Linked DNA regions of Homo sapiens: region 1 is linked to region 2. The links are chromatin loops, found by intact Hi-C in ENCODE. Cell type or tissue: IMR-90. All regions are shown on one strand. Links, peaks and the distances in the headings refer to the core of each region. The heading gives the core; the rest is flanking DNA.

Region 1 (10,948 bases), core at 935-8,934, 53 kb before region 2:
CTTACCCAAAAAAGCATGTCAGAATGCACTTTTATTGAGAGAGAGAATATGATTCATAGTATACTGATAGTCTTGAATTCTCCTTAAATTAAAAATATGTAAGATGTTTTGCAAACTTTAGCAATAAATTATTAGTAACAAAGTACTGTTGGGTTGTTTTCTTCAGCTTTTTTTCTTTCTTTTTTTTTTTTTTTTTTAGACGGAGTCTTGCTCTGTCTCCCAGGCTGGAGTGCGTGGCGCGATCTCGGCTCACTGCAAGCTCCGCCTCCCGGGTTCGGGCGATTCTCCTGCCCCAGCTTCCTGAGTAGCTGGGACTACGGGTGCGTGCCTGGCTAATTTTTTGTATTTTTAGTAGAGACGGTGTTTCACCGTGTTAGCCAGGATGGTCTCGATCTCCTGACCTTGTGGTCCGCCCACCTCGGCCTCCCAATTTTCTTCAGCTTTTATTTCAAGTTCTGGGGTACTTGCGCAGGATATGCAGGTTGGTTACATAGGTAAACGTGTGCCATGGTGGTTTGCTGGACAGATGATCCCATCACCCAGGTATTAAGCCCAGCATCCATTAGCTATTCTTCCTGATGCTCTCTCTCCCCGCAGCTCATGACAGGCCCCAGTATGTATTCTTCCCACTATGTGTCCACGTGTTCTCATCATTCATCTCCCATTTATAAGTGAGAACATGTGGTATTTGGTTTTCTGTTCCTGTATTAGTTTGCTGAGGATAACAGCTTCCAGCTTCATGCATGTCCCTGCAAAGGACATGATCTTCCTTTCTACGCCTGCATCGTATTCCATGGTATATATGTACCACATTTTCTTTATTTAGTCTATCGTTGATGGGTATTTGGGTTGATTCCATGTCTTTGCTATTGTGGATAGTGCTCCAATGTATATACGCATGCATGTATCTTTATAACAGAATGATTTAAATTCTTTTGGGTATATACCCAGTAATGGGATTCCTGGGTCAAATGGTATTTCTGCTTCTAGATCTTTGAGGAATCACCCACACTGTCTTTCACAATGGTTGAACTAATTTACACTCCCACCAACAGTGTAAAAGTGTTCCTTTTTCTGCACAATCTCACTGGCATCTGTTGTTTCTTGACTTTTTAATAATCACCATTTTGACTAGTGTGAGATGGTATCTCATTGTTGTTTTAATTTGCATTTCTCTAATGATCAGTGATGATGAGCTTTTTTTCATACGTGTGTTAGCTGCATGAATGTCTTCTTTTGAGAAGTGTCTGTTCATGTCCTTTGCCCACTTTTTAATGGGGTTGTTTTTTTCTTGTAAATTTGTTTAAGTTTCTTGTAGACTCTGGATATTAAACCTTGTCAGATGGATAGATTGCAAAAGCTTTCTCCCATTCTGTACGTTGTCTGTTCACTCTGATAATAGTTTCTTTTGCTGTGCAGAAGCTCTTTAGTTTAATCAGATCCCATTTGTCAATTTTTGCTTAACACAGTGCTGTTAACTCCCTGGTTAAAAGACCCTACTTTAAAAAGCATGTCTACATATATTACTTTTTATGCATATAATATATATGCTATACAGATATGTATTATTGATCCTTATAATAGCCTTGTACTTTTAGTAGAACAGGTTGTAGCATCCTGAACCCAATGACAAACAGTTGTCCAAGGTCACACATTAATTAGAGTTGGAGCAAAAACTAAGTCTTAAGTTTCTTTGTGGGACTGTCCTTTTTTGTTCATACCACATTTCTATGTCATGGACTGTAAATGACAGCACAAAAAAGCAATGCATAAATCTTTATATGCACATTTGCATATATACACATATATGCATGTTTTTTGTACTTAAAAAGCAGTTGGTAATCTCCAACATGACTATATGGTAGATAGTAGTCACATGTACAATATATGCCTTACTCAAGAAAGCATGTCAGAATGCATGTATGCATGTGTGTATGCATGTATTGCCAGTGAGCCACTCTTTAAGTGTCTGAAAATTGCTCTATCAGCAAGCATATAAGGCTTTACTTTTGCCTCCATCTTAGAAAAAAAAACTTAGTTAAAAGTACTGGATTTCATGTGCATAAAATGTTTCTACTTATTCAGTATAAAATGACAATTCTTGTTTCCTTAAGAAAATGATCTGGCATCTGATTGAATGTTTCTATCAGCATAACTTTGCAAAGATCTAGTGCAAAGGTGTGATCGCTAAGAGTTGAAGCTTTAGTCTATTTATTTTAGGCTAGCGATTTCAAATTGCCTTTCGTCTTTTTTATAAGGACCTTTAAAATACTATCCAACCCCAATTTTAATTATTTTCACACTCCCAGGAAATTAAAAGCAGCAAAGAACCATTAGCAGTCTTGATCAAGAAAACAGAACACAAAGATGTCTGAGGGAAACTTAAGGAACTTCTTAAGCAAAATAGTGACCCAGACCGGGTGCTGTGGCTCATGTCTGTAATCTCAAAACTTTGGGAGGCAGAGGCAGTGGATCACCTGAGGTCAGGAGTTTGAGACTACCGTGGCCAACATGGTGAAACCCTGTCTCTACTAAAAAATAGAAAAATTAGCCAGGCGTGGCGATGTGTGCCTGTAATCTCAACTACTCGGGAGGCTGAGGCAGGAGTAATCACTTGAACCAGGGAGGCGGAGGTTGCAGTGAGCCAAGATCACACCACTGCACTCCAGACTGGGCAACAGAGTGAGACTCCTTATCAAAAAGAAAAAAGAAATAAATAAAATAGTGACCCAGATATACTCTATCTCTAAAAAGATAGGCTCTGTGAAAATACAGCTGATACATTGTACAAAGAAGGTTGTCACTATATTGAAAGTGCCACTAAGCATTAAAACAAAAAACATTTTATTGGTAGTAAGTTTTAAGAGTATAGCAATTTAGGAAAATGTTGAAAATCTGGGGAAGAACTATTTTATATCTACTTGCCATTTTGTGGCTTTATAGTATATTAATTGATAATTCAGACATTACAAATATAGTTCACTGAATAAGTGAATAGACAAAGGTAGATTTGGTATTCATATTTAATTTGTTATTATAGAACATGGGCCTTTAATTTTTTAAACTTTCTGTACTAATTTCCATCTACACACTACTTAAACAAAATTTATTAGCATTCTGAAATTTGGATTACCTCCCTAAATAACATCATCAAAATGTTTGAATTAATAAAATTTTTCTGTTGTTCCAAATAATTGTGATTCAAATACAGTTTTCAAATTTAAGCAATTTCATGACATGGCAGACATTTAGCTGACCTCTGTAGGCCTTAAAATAACTTCATTATAGAACCATGAATGTAGAAAGTGTCTTTGAACATTTAGGAAAATAATAGCTTCAAGCCCATGCATTTTGTCCTAAAAGAGAAGACTATAACTATCATCATTATTTTGAAGAAATGTTAATACAAATTTTAATTTAATTATTTAAATAAACTTTATCTTCCATTTTCTCCTGACAGCGCTCAATTTTTCTTACATAGCAGATTAGAACTACTGTACTTCTCATAGCTGATGCAGTATAGCAATGACCCTGTACATCTCAGATGCCCCTAGAGTATCATTCTTTTATGGAATGGTACAGCAAATGATGAACTAGGTCACTGAAACCATGCAAAATTATTTTTGTATGCTGTCCTTTATGATGGATATTTCTGTTCATTACTATATAAACATGTAGAAACAAGCATGTAGAGAATTTTCACCAAGTATGAAACATTTGTATTGGATGGTCTAACAAAATACTGGCTGTGTGATATTAAAAAAAAAAAAATGCACTCTGGGGATCAGAGGAACCTATCTCACAGACCGGTTAAATTACAATACCAAAGAGGTTCTTATGACTCCTCATCAGGGGAGACATGCCTGTGTATTAAAACACTGTAGAAGGAAAAAACAGTCGTGTTAAATATGAGTCACCAATCAAAAGTCCCAAGGATGGATCTGCCACATTGCAGGCTTTGGTTTGCTATCCAGCTCTTTCTCGTGTAGCATACTCCAGAGTTAACAGCAGCAGGAATTTACTCACTTAGTGATGGTTAATGATTCTCCTGGGCAAGGTTGGGGAGACTAGCTAATATGTAATATATTTTTAAAAAGCTCACCAAAGGTGATTAGAATCCAAATAGTTTGGGCACTTAATAAGTGAAGCTTCACTTAACTGAAAACTGCATCCATCCATAACATCTCATTTCCTGATAATACGAGATGAAAGAGGAGTTCTTTGGCATAAAATGTAGTATACAGGTTATTCAAAGGGACTTACTTGTTGCTGTTTTTATAAAGGGGAGTTATAGGTCAAGTTATATTATCAACTAATGCAATGATTAATTGTCCATATTCTAAGATAGAAATTAATGAGGGCTTACTAGTTTGAAAGCACTTATTTTCCTGTCTTCACAAACATTAGACTATGAGGGTTTTTTTGTTTGTTTGCTTTGTTTTTTAGTTCAGGGAATATCTCTTGGTCATCTTTATTTTATTGTTACCTAGATACGCTGTATGACATGTAATGAGTGGTCTATAAATCTTGAATGAATGAATGAATGGCGTTTCATCTTTTCTTACACAATTTTCATAAGAACTAGCTTGCATTATCAAAAAAAATAAGTTATTGGGGGAGTTTGGTGGCTCATGCCTGTAATCCTAGCACTTTGGGGGGCCGAGGTAGGAGGATCACTTGATGCCAGGAGTTCAAGTCCAGCCTGGGCAACATAACAAGACCCCCATCTCTTCAAAAAGATTAAAAAATTAGCCAGGAATGGTGGCATGCAGCTTCAGTCCTAGCTACTCAGGAGGCTGAGGCAGGAGGATGATGAGCCCAGGAGTTAAAGGGTGCAGTGAGCTATGATTATGCTACTGTGCTCCAGTCTGGATGACAAAGAGCAAAACCCTGTTTCTAAAACAGACAAAAAGCTATATTCATTTTTTAAGAAATAAGGAAATTTTTGTATGCATTTAGAAAAATTATCTTAAATATTTTAAATGGTAAATAGAGTGCTATATTTTATTTATCTGGAAAAATCTTAAAAGTTTTTAATTCCTTGATGGTTATAGATGAGTGGGATGTTATCATCTTTTCAGCATAATGGCTTCTTCACCTAAGGGGTGTGTGTGTTTTCATGTGTGTGCTTTTTTGAATGCTATTCACTAATAACTACTTTGCATATAGTCAGCTTAGAGTTAAATGTTTTTGATAAATATGATTCCATTATTTTAAAAAGCTTTGAAGTCAGACTTGAGCTGCAATTCTGCTCATGTGACCTCTCCAAGTTTGTTTTCTCACTATTAAAATGAGAATAATTATGCTTACTGCATAGATCTATTACAAGGCTTAAATGAGATAATCTACTGAGTATAATGCCTCGCACATTGAAAGTGTTTAATAAATAGTCAAAACTATTGTTAGAGGATTACAAAAAGAGAGTTTTATATGAACTGTGGTAGTTTTTAAGGGTCTGCTCCTTCACATTTTTATTTTTCTAGAGACCTTCAAGTCTGCTATTGAAAAACAGGAAAAGAAATTATATATATACATATATATATATATATATACACATATATATATATATAGATGATTCATAAATTATCCTCTGTTGCTTTTACCTTACTGTAAACAAAAACTCTCCAGGCTTTCAATAGGAATGAATCTTAAGTGAAGTACGTCCATATGGCAATTCTGAAATGTAAAAATGAACTGCTTTTTTAATATTGAATAAGCATAAAAATCAAATTATGTTGCTTAAAAAGGAATCCTCATACATCTTTTCCCATCTTGCATAACACAAAAATAGCTAACTGCTTTGCTTAAATCATATTTGGAGGGTGACTAAGCATGAGACAGTTCCCAAACAAATCTTTGAGAAACTTATGCAGGAGTGAAAGTGAGATTTCAGCTGTAATCAGTCTCTTAATCTAGGTTAGCTCAATGAGGGTAGGCTGGTAAATTTTTAAATTCATCAATTAATCATACATCATTTTTCAAGATATTTTGGATTTTGCTGAAATATTAAAAATTGATGTGATTTCTTTTAAACCACACCTGGTTTTGTAGGCTATAGCTACTATGTACTTTTGTCTTTACAGGCACATGCATGTATTTTCATAAGAATGTTTATTAATTTACATAAAATGCATTAAACAGTGAAACCTTATCTTAAGGCTGACTTAAAATGTAACATATTATATATTGGTATACTAAAATACCTAAAAAGATTTTTTACCTAAAAATAATTTGTGTAACAAAAACAGCATTTTTATTGAAAAGTGGGGATATTGATAGTATTATAACAGAATGTTAATTTTATTAAAAATTTACGGTTCATGTGTCAGAACACATAATTTAGAGGGATTATGCAATCACTTTTAAAGGAAGCCAAAAAATCTATCTGCTGTTTCTTAGGTTCAATAGTAGTTTAATTTCTTAAAAGACAATACATATATTTTTAGAGAAATCTTTAATTTCCTCTTGGAGTTGTTAAATGCCATTTAAGGCATGTTAAGATATTTGGTATTGCAGTTTACCTTAATAAGCCTTAGATTCACAAATTATACCAAGCCAAGAAAGTTATTCTCAGTAGAATATTGAGATATGAATTTGCCCTTGTTTATATCCAACTTCTGATTTCCATTTGTGTAAACTTTGCAAATTTGAAGCTTCTGCTTTCACTTTGTTTTATTCTTTGTTTTTCTTGTCATTTTGGTTGTCAAATATAGAAAATAGTATGTTTAAATAAAACCATACTAGGCCGGGCACAGTGGCTCACGCCTGTAATCCCAGCACTTTGGGAAGCCAAGGCGGGTGGATCACCTGAGGTCAGGATTTCAAGACCAGCCTGACCAACGTGGTGAAACCCCGTCTCTACTAAATACAAAAAATTAGCCAGGCATGGTGGCATATACCTGTAATCCCAGCTACTTGGGAGGCTGAGGCCGGAGAATCGCTTGAACCCGGGAGGTGGAGGTTGCAGTGAACTGAGATTGTGCCATTGCACTCCAGCCTGGGCAACAAGAGCAAAACTCGGTCTCAAAATAATAATAAAATAAAATAAAATAAATAAAACCATACTATTTTCAGGAAATAAAACAAGTTACATATACTACTTTTAAAAGTAATTTAAATTCAAAATAATTTAAATTATTTTGAAAAGTTACTGTTCAAAACTAACATTATATCATGAAAATTTATTTGCCAGGATAATGAGGGCAGATATTCATCCAGCCAATTGCTGTGAATTTCATAGACATTCCTAAAAGAAAATATTTATCCAGAATATTCCAGAATATGAAATTTTTTTTCTGCTGATGGCCGTGTATTAGCCAGTCTTTGAACTAAATTTGATTTTACTTACTGCTAATCATGCCCAGCTCTTATTTTATTTTCATGATAGATAGATAGATGATTGATAGATAGATGACAGATAGATAGATAGATAGATAGATCGATCGATCTACCGATAGAAAGTAATAGAGATACAGATATACAAACACCCATATATACATATATGTTGAAATTCTTGGCATTAAAACAATGAAAATATTTAGTACTGGCTTTTCAATGTGTTTTTTATAAAATATCACATAGCTGGGCTTTGCTTTTTAACCCAATCTGAAATTTTCAATATTAAAGTGGATTATATTTCCTTTGAACATGGATAATAGGCAAATTCTTTGCTTTGTATTCTGATATTCATTATCTAACATGTATTTCTCCACAGTCATCTGAAAAGTATGAACTAAATAAGCACCCTACAAGTATGCTTTATTCTCTTCTTCTAGATGAAAGCTTAAGAATGTTTAATTCCCTATTCCATTCTTCCCCCCAAATTAGACCTCTAGGATGCTTTTACATTTCTCCACCGTCTTCTAACTCCTCAGTTTTGCTGACGTAGTTCAATACTTTTGGTTTTAGATTTATTAGCTTTTTCCCTTACCATATGTCTCTTCTATTTTAAGAATTCTTACTTAGCTGTTATGTTATGAATACCCAGTCACAATTCTTATCCATTTAGTTTTAACGTATATATTGCAAGGCTTATTGCACTCTTTTCTATTTATCTTCATGTGTCTTGAGATTTCTATTCTGATTCATATGTTGTTTGGTTCAAATACTTCTTGAGTAGTTTCCTCGGACAGGGTATAGGGGTGGTTTTATCTCTCATCTTTGAATATCCACAATTGTCTTTCTTCTAACCTGGAAGATGAATGATAACTTACTTGGTGGGGCATAGAATGCTTTGCTGCCAGTTCTTTTCTCTCTGTCCTCAACAGTCCAGTATCTTCCAGTTTCAGGTATTGAAGATGCAATGTAAAATGCCAGTCTGGATTATTTTTCTGCTGTAACTTGTTTCTTCTGGATATTTGAAAGATTTTCTCTTAATCTTTAGAATATAGGAAGTTTACCAAAATATGTCCGGTTGTATGACTTGTTTTGATTAACCTACCTGGACTTTAATGAGCCCTTCTATTCACAAACAAAATTCTTCAAACCAGGGAACTTTACTTGTGTTACTTCTTTTTTCCTAATCTCTATTTCTTTCCCCCTGAAGATTTCCCTCTCTGCATTTTGCTGCATATTTTCAGCTGTTTCTTCAATTTGATGTTAAAAGCCAGTTATTGTGGGCTCAAAGACAACATACTTTATTTAACTATTTTTTAATTTAAAAACATATTTTTACATTCTAGAATATGTTTTAAAGTTGATCATTCTTTTGTATTGCTTGTGTTAAAAGTTTTCTTCTATCTTCTCCAGCAACTTTATTCTAGGAGCCCCCTAGGTTTTAGGGCTCGACTTGTTTTTTCTGTCTTTGATTTGTGTACCCTTGAATACATTATTATTTCCCTTTGCCTAACAATGGCTCTGTATAGCCTTTGAGTGGTGAGGGGCCCAGGATTTTTTGCTCTGTGAGCTTTAAAAACACCATTGGTAAGCTTATTCACAACTTCTTGAGGCAAAAGGATTATTTTTGGTTAAAGTTATCTTTAGGGATATAGAGCAACTCTGACCATCTTTGTGTCTGTTTGGAAGTCTTCCACAAACACCAGATAGACCTCCTAGGACCACATATGTGGGCAGGCACTTAACTTTCAGCAAAGGCGAAGACCTCTCGGGGCCCTGTAAATTTTGGTCGTACCTTCTGAACCCCAAGCCACAGCACCTCCAATCTCCAGCAGCCCTAGCAGGGAACAAAACTGGTTATCTGATGCTTCCTTCTGGAATTCTGGCATATCCTATGGCCTTGCACATGTTATAAACTATCTAATCATCAGTCTAGTATTCATAGTGGGGGGTGGTGGGTGTCAGAGTTGGGAGATTAAAGCATCAGGGACACATTCTCAGGTGACCACATTTCCAACAAGTTAAATGGAAAGAATTTGTTTAATTTCAAAGTACAACTTTTTCAGAAAACTACAGAATCACGGTCTTACGTGTACTCTAATTGTGATATCTTGTTTTACAAATGAGGATCCTAAGACAGGAACTGTATTCTGTTTCTGTGTATTCAAATTGAATTTATAATCTGGGGGGTAGGGGGAAGAATGGCCATAGACAAGTTGTACATAGATAAGTTAAAATAGAAAAGTGAGAAGTTGAAATTTTGGCGAAAAGAAGAAAAACTTCAGGAAATTTGATATTGGGAAGGTATACAAATGAACAAATTAAGCAGATTGTGTTGTGACAGTGGTCTCTCTCTGGATACATTTGTTGTAGCCATCACCAAAGATTTCGAATCTCTTTCCAGAAAAATCTTTGGTCATATAGCTGTTTCTTTTAATTTCTCCCTTACTTCTGAAGGCATTAGGTCAATAAAGGAGGTAAACAGTTATTAGGTCAATAAAGTTACTTGGCTAACATGTGAAGTTTCATCAGTTGCCAGTCAAGCAGTAGCTAAATTAGGCAGTAGCTGGCTTTATGCAGAAATCTTACTTAGAAAATCCTTAATAAAAAAATCTTCTCCCCAGTTTATTAATTTTTTTTTTTTTTGAGACAGAGTTTCACTCTTGTTGCCCAGGCTGGAGTGCAGTGGCACAATCTTGGCTCACTGCAACCTCCACCTCCTGGGTTCAAGCAATTCTCCTGCCTCAGCCTCCCAAGGAGCTGGGATTACAGGCATGTACCACCATGTCTGGCTAATTTTGTATTTTTAGTAGAGACGTGTTTTCTCCATGTTGGTCAGGCTGGTCTCAAACTTCCGAACTCAGGTGATCAGACTGCCTCAGCCTCCTAAAGTGCTGGGATTACAGGCGTGAGTCACCGTGCCCAGCCCAGTTCCTTCTTAATTGAGTCTATTTCTACATTATTATTAGCAACTTGCAGCTCTTCTTAATTTCCTTTATACCCCTTGCCCAAGTTCCCTAAATCTCCTATTTGTAGCCAACAGGTCTGTTCCCCCTGATTTTCTCACTTAACACACAGTATTTCCATATCATACTTGCTAGGCTTAGTCTTCCTGAAACTTTTTCATAATGTTACTCGCTACAAATTTTTCAATGATGACTGGTTCAAAATCTGTCATCACTGACCACTATTTCTATTTTATCCTGAGCTCCATCCAAACTGGGCCACTCTGCTGCTGTCTATACTATCCTTTGCACTGCACCACCTCTGTTCCTTTTCTGGTTTCTTCCCTTCTTCTGGAGCATCCTCCTCTTCCATCTTTGCCTATTAAAATCTTACCCATCTGGCCAGGCCTCTTGGCTCACACCTGTAATCCAGCACTTTGGGAGGCTTAAGCAGGAAGATCGCTTGAGGCCAGGAATTCAAGACCAGCCTGGATAACATAGAGAGACACTGTCTCAGTGATCAATCAATCGAATCGAGTCGTACCTATCCTTCAAGGTCCATTCTAAACTTTACCTCATAGGATGTGATGGATGATACTGTGGTCATGTGCCAGATAACAACATTTATCGCAACAATGGACTGCAAATAGGACTGTGGTCCCATAAGA
Region 2 (10,948 bases), core at 1,477-9,476:
AAGCGGTTGATTAAAAAATAATAAATTGTAATACACAAGTGCAAACCAGTTAAGAATAAAGAATAAAAAAGTAACTTCTGGCCGGGCGCGGTGGCTCACGCCTGTAATCCCAGCACTTTGGGAGGCCGAGGCGGGCGGATCACGAGGTCAGGAGATCCAGACCATCCTGGAGAACACGGTGAAACCCGGTCTCTACTGAAAATACAAAAAAATTAGGCGGGCGTGGTGGCAGGCGCGTGTAGTCCCAGCTACTCGGGAGGCTGAGGCAGGAGAATGGCGTGAACCCGGGAGGCGGAGCTTGCAGTGAGCCGAGATCGCACCACTGCACTCCAGCCTGGGTGACAGAGCGAGACTCTGTCTCAAAAAAAAAAAAAAAAGTAACTTCTATCAAACCTGTGAATACAACTCAGCAGAATTTAATTTGAAAAAATAATTAAACAGAAAAACTATTATTCATTGCACTGTTTTCATGTATTTATTAATCAGCCCCTTTAACAAGTTAAGAACTTGTTCTTTATCCACTCCAAAACACTCTGTCATAGTTTCATATACTCATAACATTATAACCCCTGAATACAAACCTCTTTTCATTTTATCATGGCTCCCCCAAAATTTCTCTTTACCTAGCATATTCTTTCACGTAGCACGTTCTGTTCATGCCTCCCATGACTGCTTACATACTTAACATGACTAAGTAAATTTCTGAGCACATTTTGTTAAAATTTCAAGTGAGATACAAGGGGAATAAACCTCCAAAAACAATATTTTAATGTTCCTTGCCAAATGGGGACAATGGAAGCCTGGAGAGTATGTGACCTGTAAACGGGATGCTCCTATTCAGTTCTAGGATCCTTGCTAAATGGAAATGAGATGCTGTAAAATCAATTCTCAGTAGTTTTTTTAAAGAACAGAAATAAATTTGAAAAATCCTTATTTTTAAATGTCAGCATAAAATTTTTCCTTTGAAAAAAAGTTTACTTTTGCTACTACTTAAGCCAAGTAAAACAGTTTACAGCCCCTAGTGCAGGAGTGTTTTTTCTTTTTTCTATTTTTCTTTATTCTCTTAGAGTGCAAGTATTTAGAGTCTATTTTTTCTCCTTAATTTGTGGTTAACTGTTTAATGATTTTTGCCAGTTTTCTATAATGAATATTATTGTCAGAAATGACTTCTCTTGAAAACATAAGTGATATTACTTATTTCTAATTCATTTACATAGTTATATATGGTGACTTGGTTACTTGGAAGAGCTATTCAATTGTTTTCTGAATTATAATGATTAGATAACTATTTTTATGGTTCCTTCTTCTCCACAGTCTAAATCAGATCCTTCTAGTAAAAAAAAATTATACATATATATATATATATATGTATATATGTATCTTTTACTTTAAGAGATGTAGTCTCTTTAAGTTGCTCAGACTAGATTTGAGCTCCTGGGCTCCAGCAATCCTCCCACCTCAGCCTCTCAAGCAGCTAGGACTGCAGGTGTGCATTAACCATGCCGGGCACTTTCTGGTTTTTGTTGTTGTTGTCGTGTGTTTGTTTGTTTGTTTTGAGGCAGGGTCTTATTCTGTTGCCCAGGTTGGAATACAGTGGCATAATCATGGGTCACTGCAGCATCAACCTCCTAGGCTCAAGCCATCTTCCTGCCTCGGCCTCCCAAAGTGATGGGATTACATGCATGTGCCACCTCGCCCGGCATCTTTTTTTTAAAAGACCTTTTACACAAAGAGAAAGCAGAGTTAATCACACTCTTAGGTCCATGGGGCACTGTCATTACTGGTTCATGCAAAGCACTTCTTGTTTTATTTATTTATAAATTTTCCAGTCTCATTCTCCTGCCCTTGACCCATAGGAAATCATTCTAATATTATGATATTCTAAAATAATATCTATTGTACTGTTCTATTTTGTTTATATTTTCATAATGAGTATTGTTTTGCATGCATACATTTTAAAATTTTTATATGAGAAATTTCAAATAAATGAAAAGGAAAAGAGAGAATATTATGAACCGCCACATGTCTATATGTCAGCTTCAACAGTTAGCATCTTATGGTACAATTTGTTTTACCTCTGACCTCTCCTCACCCTGACTTATATACATGAAATTTAAATAAGTGTAAGTGATTTCGTGCTGTGTATCTCATTGTGATCCTTACTATTTTATTTCATATAACCTTAAGTTTTAAACTTTATTTATGTTGCCATGTTTTTACTGCTGCTTACTGCTACATGGTAATCCACAGTATATGGCAGCCATATTTTCACTACCCATTTTCCTCAGTGTTTGCCATCCAAATTGCTTTCAATTTCCTTTTACCACATGTTCATCATGTCCTATCGTGGAACTTTGCAAGGATTTCTTTAGAATATATACCCAGGAGCAGAATTGCTGGGTGACAGAATATATGTTTATGATTAATTTAACCAATCCCTATCAGATGCGTCCCCACATAAATACTTTGGTCTTTACAGACTCCAGCAATAACCTTCTCATCATCCATGCCAGCCCTTAACGTTTTCCAGCTTACTCATGTTTTCAGTCTAATGTGTGTAATTTTATAGATCATTGTTTTGAGTTTTTTAAAATCACTATTGAGTTTGAGTATCTCATCATATACCTGTTGGCCTTTTGATTTCCCTCTTCTGAACTTGCTTCTCATATTCTTTATATATTTTTTCATTTGGGTTCAATTGTTTTATAGGAATTTGTTGTATGTGCTCGATATTAATTTCCTATCAGTTTAGATATTATAAAATATCTGCTTCCATTCTTTCAACTTTTAAATTTTATGCATGATGTTCTTTAAGTAGACATTCAGATTTTAAATATCCCATTAAAAATATTTTCTTGATGTTTATTGCTGGAGTACATGAGTGCTACTGATATTTTTAAAAGTTTATCTTTGTCCTAACTATATTGCTAAACCCTCTTATTCTTAACAGATTGTTCTTTTTTTTGAAATAGATTATTATAATCATTTGAAATTAATGATAATATTATTTCCTTCCTTCCCATCTTTATATTTAAACTCCTTTCTTCTTTCCTATATCTTTTTTTGTTAGTTCCTCTGGAACTATGTTAACGAGTAGTAGTGATGTTGGCCATCTCATGTCTCATCATAAAGGAGGTGAACCTAAAGTTTCTCAATTAATACTTACAAAATGTTTTTTAATATATAACATTTACCAGATTAAGAAAGGTTCTTCTATTTTTAGTTTGCTAAGCAGTCTTATAAATAGCTATTGAACCTTAACAATGCTTTTTATTATGTGTATGTTAAAATAATTATAAGGTATTCATCCTGTGGTATATTAATGTTATGTATTATATGTATAGAATTTCTAATATTAAACCATCCATGCATTCATAGTTTGCATTATGAAGTATTACCTGATCATGATGTATTATTCTTTAATACACTGTTGTGTTTGGTTAGCAAATATCTGACTGGAGATTTTGGAATCTATATTTTTAAGTTAAATGCAGTGTAATTTTCTTATTTTCCTCGTTTGGTTTTATAATTAAGATTACACTAGCCTTCTAAAATGAGATGTGCATGTTTGCTCCTTTTAAGAAAGGAATTTACTGTTTCTTTTAATGTGTGCTAACTCAAATGTAAAACTATCTGGTTCTGGGGATTTTGGTGAGGACATATCTTTGACAATTATATACATCTTTAATGCTTTTTGGTCAATTCAGGTTTCCTTCTCAGCTTCTTCCACTCCCCTTCCAATGGCTTTTGATGGCAGCTGGTATTCTTCTCACCCTCAGGTATACCTCAGACTGAGTTTCCTTTGAGTCAGGAAATACTGAGCCCACATTGACATTCACATTCACATTCACAGGAAATCTCAGTGCCCACATTCAACTGAGCCATGTAATGGGCACCCCGCTTTTGGACTGACTGGGAATTGATTGTCCTAACTCTGACCACTGGTCTCTGATCTGCCTGGTCTTGCTTCAGTTAAACTCCCTCTGCCACATACCTAAATTAATCCTGCACTACGACAGTATCCTGCTTTTGTATAACTAGAAATTTCAGTTAATAATGCCCTGAATTGACTTCCTCATAGCTCTTAAAACTTCTGGTTATATGTGTCAAGATGAATATTTTGATAAAAGAATAAGTAAAGCATCATGTTCAGGAAAGTAAGTGTTGCAGAAGAAATGAGCAATGATATGGTCTGATGTCCTCTACATTTGATATATACTATATATCAATTTGATATATAGTATGTATCTGATTGTAGTTAACTCCAGGAGATTTTCCCCTTATCTTAGAGTTTGAACCATATAGTGACCATGTATTATCGAAGAAAAATGAAGGGTATTTCCCCTTACAAAAAGAAAAAGGAGTAAAGATCATAAGCAGGAAGTTCATGGACACACTAACAAAAATAAATGAAATAGTAATTATAATCATAATTGTTTATACATTACAATGTGTTTCACCATTTTCAATATTTAAGTTTTTCCCACACTTTGAATGTTTTCTGAATTTATTTTGAATCTTTTATTACTAAAAAAAAAATTGGATGTATATATATCTCTCCTACAAAGAATCTTGTCCATTCTGACATCCCTTTGTCTCTTCATCTTCTCCTACCCCATCATTTGCTACTATCTACTTTAAATCCTAAACCATTATGCCCCTATGTTCTCCTTTTCTTAGTTGTTGGCTATTTAAAAAAACAGCACATTTTCCCAAGACATTTTGTCAGCATTACTTCACACGTCTTTTAATTATCTTCCATATTTGTTTCTATTTAAGGATTTTATCAAAAACTGTCTTCTGAGGTCTTGTATGCTTGGAAATATATGTCATCATAGCCTCATAGTTGAATGACTGCATTGTCATATGTAAAAATCTAGGTTTTAATATTTTTCCTTCAATACTTTGAAAATCCATGATATTCCCTAATCACATTGTAAAAAAATTTTTTTAATTAATTTAAAAAAATAAAATCCATGATGTTTTTGGCCTGTTCAACTCCATCATTCCTTCAAATACATCCTTCTTAATTTTTTTTTTTTTTTTGAGACCTTCTGACTCTGTCACCTGGGCTGGAATGCAGTGACACAATCTCTGCTCAACCTCCTCCTGGGCCCAAGCGATTCTCCCACCTCAGCCTCCTGAGTAGCTGGGACTGCAGACACATGCCACCACGCCCAGCTAATTTTTGTATTTTTTGATAGAGATGGGGTTTCACTGTGTTAGCCAGGCTGGTCTTGAACTCCTGACCTCAAGTGGTCCTCCCGCCTTGGCTTCCCACAGTGCTGGGATTGTAGGTGTGAGCCACCAGACCCAGCCTATTTTTCTTTCTGAGTCTCCTGTTATTCAGATGTTAGCACTGTCAATCCCTTAGCCTTTCTTTTATATTTTCTATATCCTTGTTCTTAGGTTTGAAGATTTCCTCAAACTGATCTTTGGATTCATTAATTTACTCCTCATTTAAATTCTATTATTTATCCAGTCTATATACTTCAAGTATTATATTTTTGTACCTAATATTTCTGCGTGCTTCTTTGTTCTCTTGTTCTTATTATATGCCGCTAATATCTTCCCTTATCTCTTTTAGTATGTTTATTAGGCTTATTTTAAGTTCTTGGGACATCAGATCTAATAATTCTGCTTCTCTTAGAATCTGTATGCCAATATTTTATTTTTCTTTGAAAACAGTTGTGCTTCTTCAATGTCTTGATATGTTGACCTGTAAGGTAATTTCCCTCTGGGGATATTGGCTACTATGACATCACATGTGGGAAGAGACTAGTATCCAGTCTGGCATTTTCAGTGAGCTCAAAGGATGGAAGGTAGGTAGAAAAGCCCCAGGCTACTTGAGAAATCAGTTTATCAAATCTACAAAATGACACCTCAGATCTCTGCTTCACCATCTCTCCGCTTCTCCCTGATCCCACCAGGGAGAACAGCAGCCAAAGCTATTTATTGTAATTTACCAGCTTTACGGTTTAGTAGGAAAGGGCAGAGAAATTACTACCTAAGGTTAGTTGGTCTCCACCTGTTTTCCTCAGCTTTTTATAATTATGGTTTACTTCTGAGGGCATTTGGACTGTAGTCTGAGTCCCTGTAGATATGGGAACTATAAGTTTTTTACTCAAGTCATGGAATAGTCAAAAGCAGAACTCCAATAGTTCATTTCCTGTTTTATCCTCCCACATATTTGAAGGACTGCCTCCTGCCCCAGATCCAAGGCCCAAGCCACCAGCCAGCACACTTACCAGTTCAAAATTGTCCTTTTTCACCCCACTTTCTTCCCTGGGAGTTTTCGGGTTTTCTTATTTCTTGGCTTTTTTTCTTTATATTTCCTATAGGAGTTGGTCTTTGGAGAGGGAACCAGACAGTGTACTATTCCAACATCTTGGTATTATCTTTCTGAAAGAAACTCAAACAAAAGCTATATGTATGTGTGTACCCTTTGACCCAGAGATTACATTTCTAGAAATTTCTCCAAAATGTATTATCAAGAACTATTTAATCATGATATTGGAAAACAGTTTAAATATCCAAAAGTGGGGGTTAATTAAATAGATACATAGTCATGGAATAAACTATTCTGAGTAATACACTACTGATTTCTGGTTTTTTAAAAGATTGATGCTCAGGTGTGGTGGCTCATGTCTATAATCCCAACACTTTGGGAGACTGAGGTGAGAGGATCACTTGAGCTAAGGAGTTCAAGACCAGCCTGGGCAACATAATGAGGCCTCCTCTCTACTAAAAAATGTAAAAGTAAAATATCAGCCAGGCATGGTGGTACGTGCCTGTAGTTCCAGCTATTCAAGAGGATTGCTTGAGCCTAGGAGATCTTGATCTGTTTCTAATGACTATCTTTTCTCTTGGTTTTAGGTCACATTTTCCTACCTTTTAAAATGTCTTGTAATTATTGAATTGATGGGTTTGCGTAGGATAGTTTTTAAATGTGGATATTTAGCATGATTTGCGTATCTCTGTTATAAAGTACTTCTCAAACTGTAATTATTTCTTTACCTCTATAACACACAGAATGTTAGGACTGAGAAAAGGATGACTGGAGCTGGCAGTTGAATCACTGGTTTAGTTGCAGTATAGTACTAGAATGAAAGTAATACGGTTTGGCTGTGTCACCACTCAGATCTCATCTTGAATTCCAACGTGTTGTGTGAGGGACCCAATGAGAGGTAATTGAATCATGGGGGCGGGTCTTTCATGTGCTGTTCTCGTGATAGTGAATAAGTCTCATGAGATCTGGTGGTTTTTAAAAACAGGAGTTTCCCAGCTCAAGCTCTCCCTTTGCCCTCTGGCTGATTGTGAGGCCTCCCCAGCCATGTAGCACTGTAAGTCCATTAAACCACTTTTTCTTCCCAGTCTTGGGTATGTCTTTATCAGCAGCATGAAAACAGACAAATACAATGAGTAAAAGGAAATAAAAAAGAAGCAGTCACAATCCTTTCATGTAATTTGTCAACAAGAGGGTAGATGCAGCATCATGGAGGAAACACTTTACAATGCTTTGAATATTACCCAAATCAAATTGCCCTTAAAAAAGTAAAGAGAAATTAAAACAGTCATGAAGAAAAGAGCCTCAAATTAAAATAGAGACTTTTAGAGATTTTTTAATAACAGGACATTTTGCCGTTGTGATTTGGAGAAAGTTTTTCCTTATAGTTTTTAACCAACTTGAGAATAGACACGAAGAGCCAGATGGGAAGACAACTAAATCTAAACATTTTACAAAACCTTGATAGTGATCAGCATCTAGCCAAGAATTATAAGACATGAAAAAGTAGGAAAATTAACCCCAAACCACTAGAATAGACAATCAGTAGAAACAGAGCAAGAAATGACAGCAATAATGTAAACAGCAAAGACTTTAAAACATCTAATTGTACACATATACAAGGATATAAAGTAAAACATTAAAACAATGAAGAGAGTCTTAGAAAATATATTTTTTAGCTCTAGGAATTCCCACATCTGAATGGAATATCCACTGGATGGGTTTCTCAATGCAATAAACATTGCCAATTAAAAAGATCAATAGACTTGAAGAAAGTATGAAAAACTGAACCGCTGCTGGGTACAGTGGCACGTGCCTATAGTCCTACCTACTCAGGAGGCTGAAGTGGAAGAATAGCTTAAGTACAGGAGTTTGGGGCTGTAGTGTGCTATGATCACATGTGTGGATAGCCACTGCATTCCAGCCTGGACATACTAGCCAGTCCCCAAGTCTAAAAACGAGTAAGTAAAGTAAAGTAAAAACTGAATTAGAGAGTAAGAAAACTGAACCCTCCCCCTTCCTCCATACCCCCCCCAAAAAAAAAACCCAGCACCTAAGTGTCCTGATACTATGAGGCATAACAAATATGGAATTGGAGTTGCAGAAGGGGTGAGGGCAGAAAAAATATTTGAACAAATATGGCCAAAATTGTTCCACATTGGATGAAAAATAGAAACATAAAAATCCAAGTTCATTTAACTTCAAATAGAAAAGAAAACCATACCAAAACATATCATTTCTGAAACCAGTGATAAAGAGAAAAGTCATAAAAGTAAATGAAGAAAAAGGCACATCACAAAATGCAAAACAAAAATGAACTGACTTCACATCAGAAAAAATGCAAACCAGAAGATAATGGAATGAGATCGGTATCAAAAGATGAAGACTTATAAACCTTAAATTCTATAACCAGGAAAAAACATCTAAAATGATGACATTTTCAGAAAAAAAAAATCCACTGAGAGAATTCATTGCTAGCAGACCTGTTACAAGAAATGTTAAATAAAGTCTTAAGGCAGAAGAAAAATGATGCTAGATGGAAACTCGATCTCTTCAGAAGAATGAAGAGCCCCAGAAATTGTAAATAGATTGGTAAACATAAAAGACTGTTGTTTATATATTTAAAAAGATAACTGACTGCTTAAGTAAAAAACACTGAAAAATAAAAATGAATATTTTGTTATCACATATGTAGAAGTAAAATATATGGCAATAGTGCAAAGAATGGGAGGGATAAATTGTAGTACAGGTGGAATATTCCTAATCCCAGAATCCAGAATGGTCCAAAATTCAAAACTTATTGAGTGCCTACCCGATGCTCAAAGGAAATGATCATTGGAGCATTTCAGATTTTGGATTTTTGGATTAGGGATTCTCAATCTGTTTAACACAAGTATTCCAAAATTTGAAAAAATTCAAAATTTGAATGAATTCTAGTCCCAGACATTTCAGATATTGTGTCTTAAGCTCATTATATTATTAGGAAATTATAGGCTATTATTTAAAATTGGGCTGTGATAAGTTAAAGATGCATATTTAAACCCTAGAGCAATCACCAAAGATTTAAAACAAAGAAATATAGCTGATAAATCAATAGAGGAGATAAAGTAGAATACTAGAGAACTGGCTAGGCATGATGGCCAATGCCTGTAAGTAAACACTTTGGGAGGCCAAGGGAGGAGGATCACTTGAGTCCAGGAGTTTGAGACCAGCCTGGGCAACATAATGAGACCCTGTATCTACAAAAAATTAAAAAATTAGCCAGGCATACTGGTGTAAACCTGTAGTCTCAGAGGCTGAGGCTGAAATGAGAAGATAACTTGAGCCCAGGAGGTTGAGGCTGCAGTGAGCCATGATTGCGCCACTGCACTGTAGCCTGGGCAACAGTGTGAGACCCTGTCTCAAAAAAAAAAAAAAAAAAAAATCAATCATTTCAAAAGAAGACAACATTAAAAATAAAAGAACAGGGAGGAGCCAAGATGGCCGAATAGGAACAGCTCCGGTCTACAGCTCCCAGCGTGAGCGACGCAGAAGACGGGTGATTTCTGTATTTCCATCTGAGGTACCGGGTTCATCTCACTAGGGAGTGCCAGACAGTGGGCGCAGGCCAGTGTGTGTGCGCACCGTGCGCGAGCCGAAGCAGGGCGAGACATTGCCTCACCTGGGAAGCGCAAGGGGTCAGGGAGTTCCCTTTCCGAGTCAAAGAAAGGGGTGACGGACGCACCTGGAAAATCGGGTCACTCCCACCCGAATATTGCGCTTTTCAGACCGGCTTAAGAAACGGCGCACCACGAGACTATATCCCACACCTGGCTCAGAGGGTCCTACGCCCACGGAATCTCGCTGATTGCTAGCACAGCAGTCTGAGATCAAACTGCAAGGCGGCAACGAGGCTGGGGGAGGGGCGCCCGCCATTGCTCAGGCTTGCTTAGGTAAACAAAGCAGCCGGGAAGCTCGAACTGGGTGGAGCCCACCACAGCTCAAGGAGGCCTGCCTGCCTCTGTAGGCTCCACCTCTGGGGGCAGGGCACAGACAAACAAAAAGACAGCAGTAACCTCTGAGACTTAAGTGTCCCTGTCTGACAGCTTTGAAGAGAGCAGTGGTTCTCCCAGCACACAGCTGGAGATCTGAGAACGGGCAGACTGCCTCCTCAAGTGGGTCCCTGACCCGTGACCCCCGAGCAGCCTAACTGGGAGGCACCCCCCAGCAGGGGCACACTGACACCTCACACAGCAGGGTATTCCAACAGACCTGCAGCTGAGGGTCCTGTCTGTTAGAAGGAAAACTAACAACCAGAAAGGACATCTACACCGAAAACCCATCTGTACATCACCATCATCAAAGACCAAAAGTAGATAAAACCACAAAGATGGGGAAAAAACAGAACAGAAAAACTGGAAACTCTAAAATGCAGAGCGCCTCTCCTCCTCCAAAGGAACGCAGTTCCTCACCAGCAACAGAACAAAGCTGGATGGAGAATGATTTTGACGAGCTGAGAGAAGAAGGCTTCAGACGATCAAATTACTCTGAGCTACGGGAGGACATTCAAACCAAAGGCAAAGAAGTTGAAAACTTTGAAAAAAATTTAGAAGAATGTATAACTAGAATAACCAATACAGAGAAGTGCTTAAAGGAGCTAATGGAGCTGAAAACCAAGGCTCG

The links. Hi-C counts contacts between places; a loop is a spot of excess contacts. Peaks named below come from ENCODE experiments on the same cell type or tissue, not always from the same donor. Only the 100,000 strongest peaks of a DNase experiment are listed, where the experiment ranks them.
Region 1: it touches region 2 in a loop (1.8-fold over the local background); 4 of 110 quality-filtered maps call a loop at or near these places.

What each region holds. Positions count from the first base shown.
Region 1 is chr2:148,126,799-148,137,746 of GRCh38, forward strand. All of the region lies in intron 1 of MBD5 (methyl-CpG binding domain protein 5), which reads left to right. Among named protein-coding and RNA genes, the nearest start is that of MBD5, 110 kb to the left of the region's middle. In IMR-90, for the core only: no CTCF peak of the experiment used is centred there; DNase peaks (open chromatin) are centred at 3,903 and 5,823.
Region 2 is chr2:148,178,994-148,189,941 of GRCh38, forward strand. The region is part of intron 2 of MBD5 (methyl-CpG binding domain protein 5); the gene reads left to right. Among named protein-coding and RNA genes, the nearest start is that of MBD5, 160 kb to the left of the region's middle. RefSeq lists an enhancer at 10,099-10,802. In IMR-90, for the core only: no CTCF peak of the experiment used is centred there; no DNase peak of the experiment used is centred there.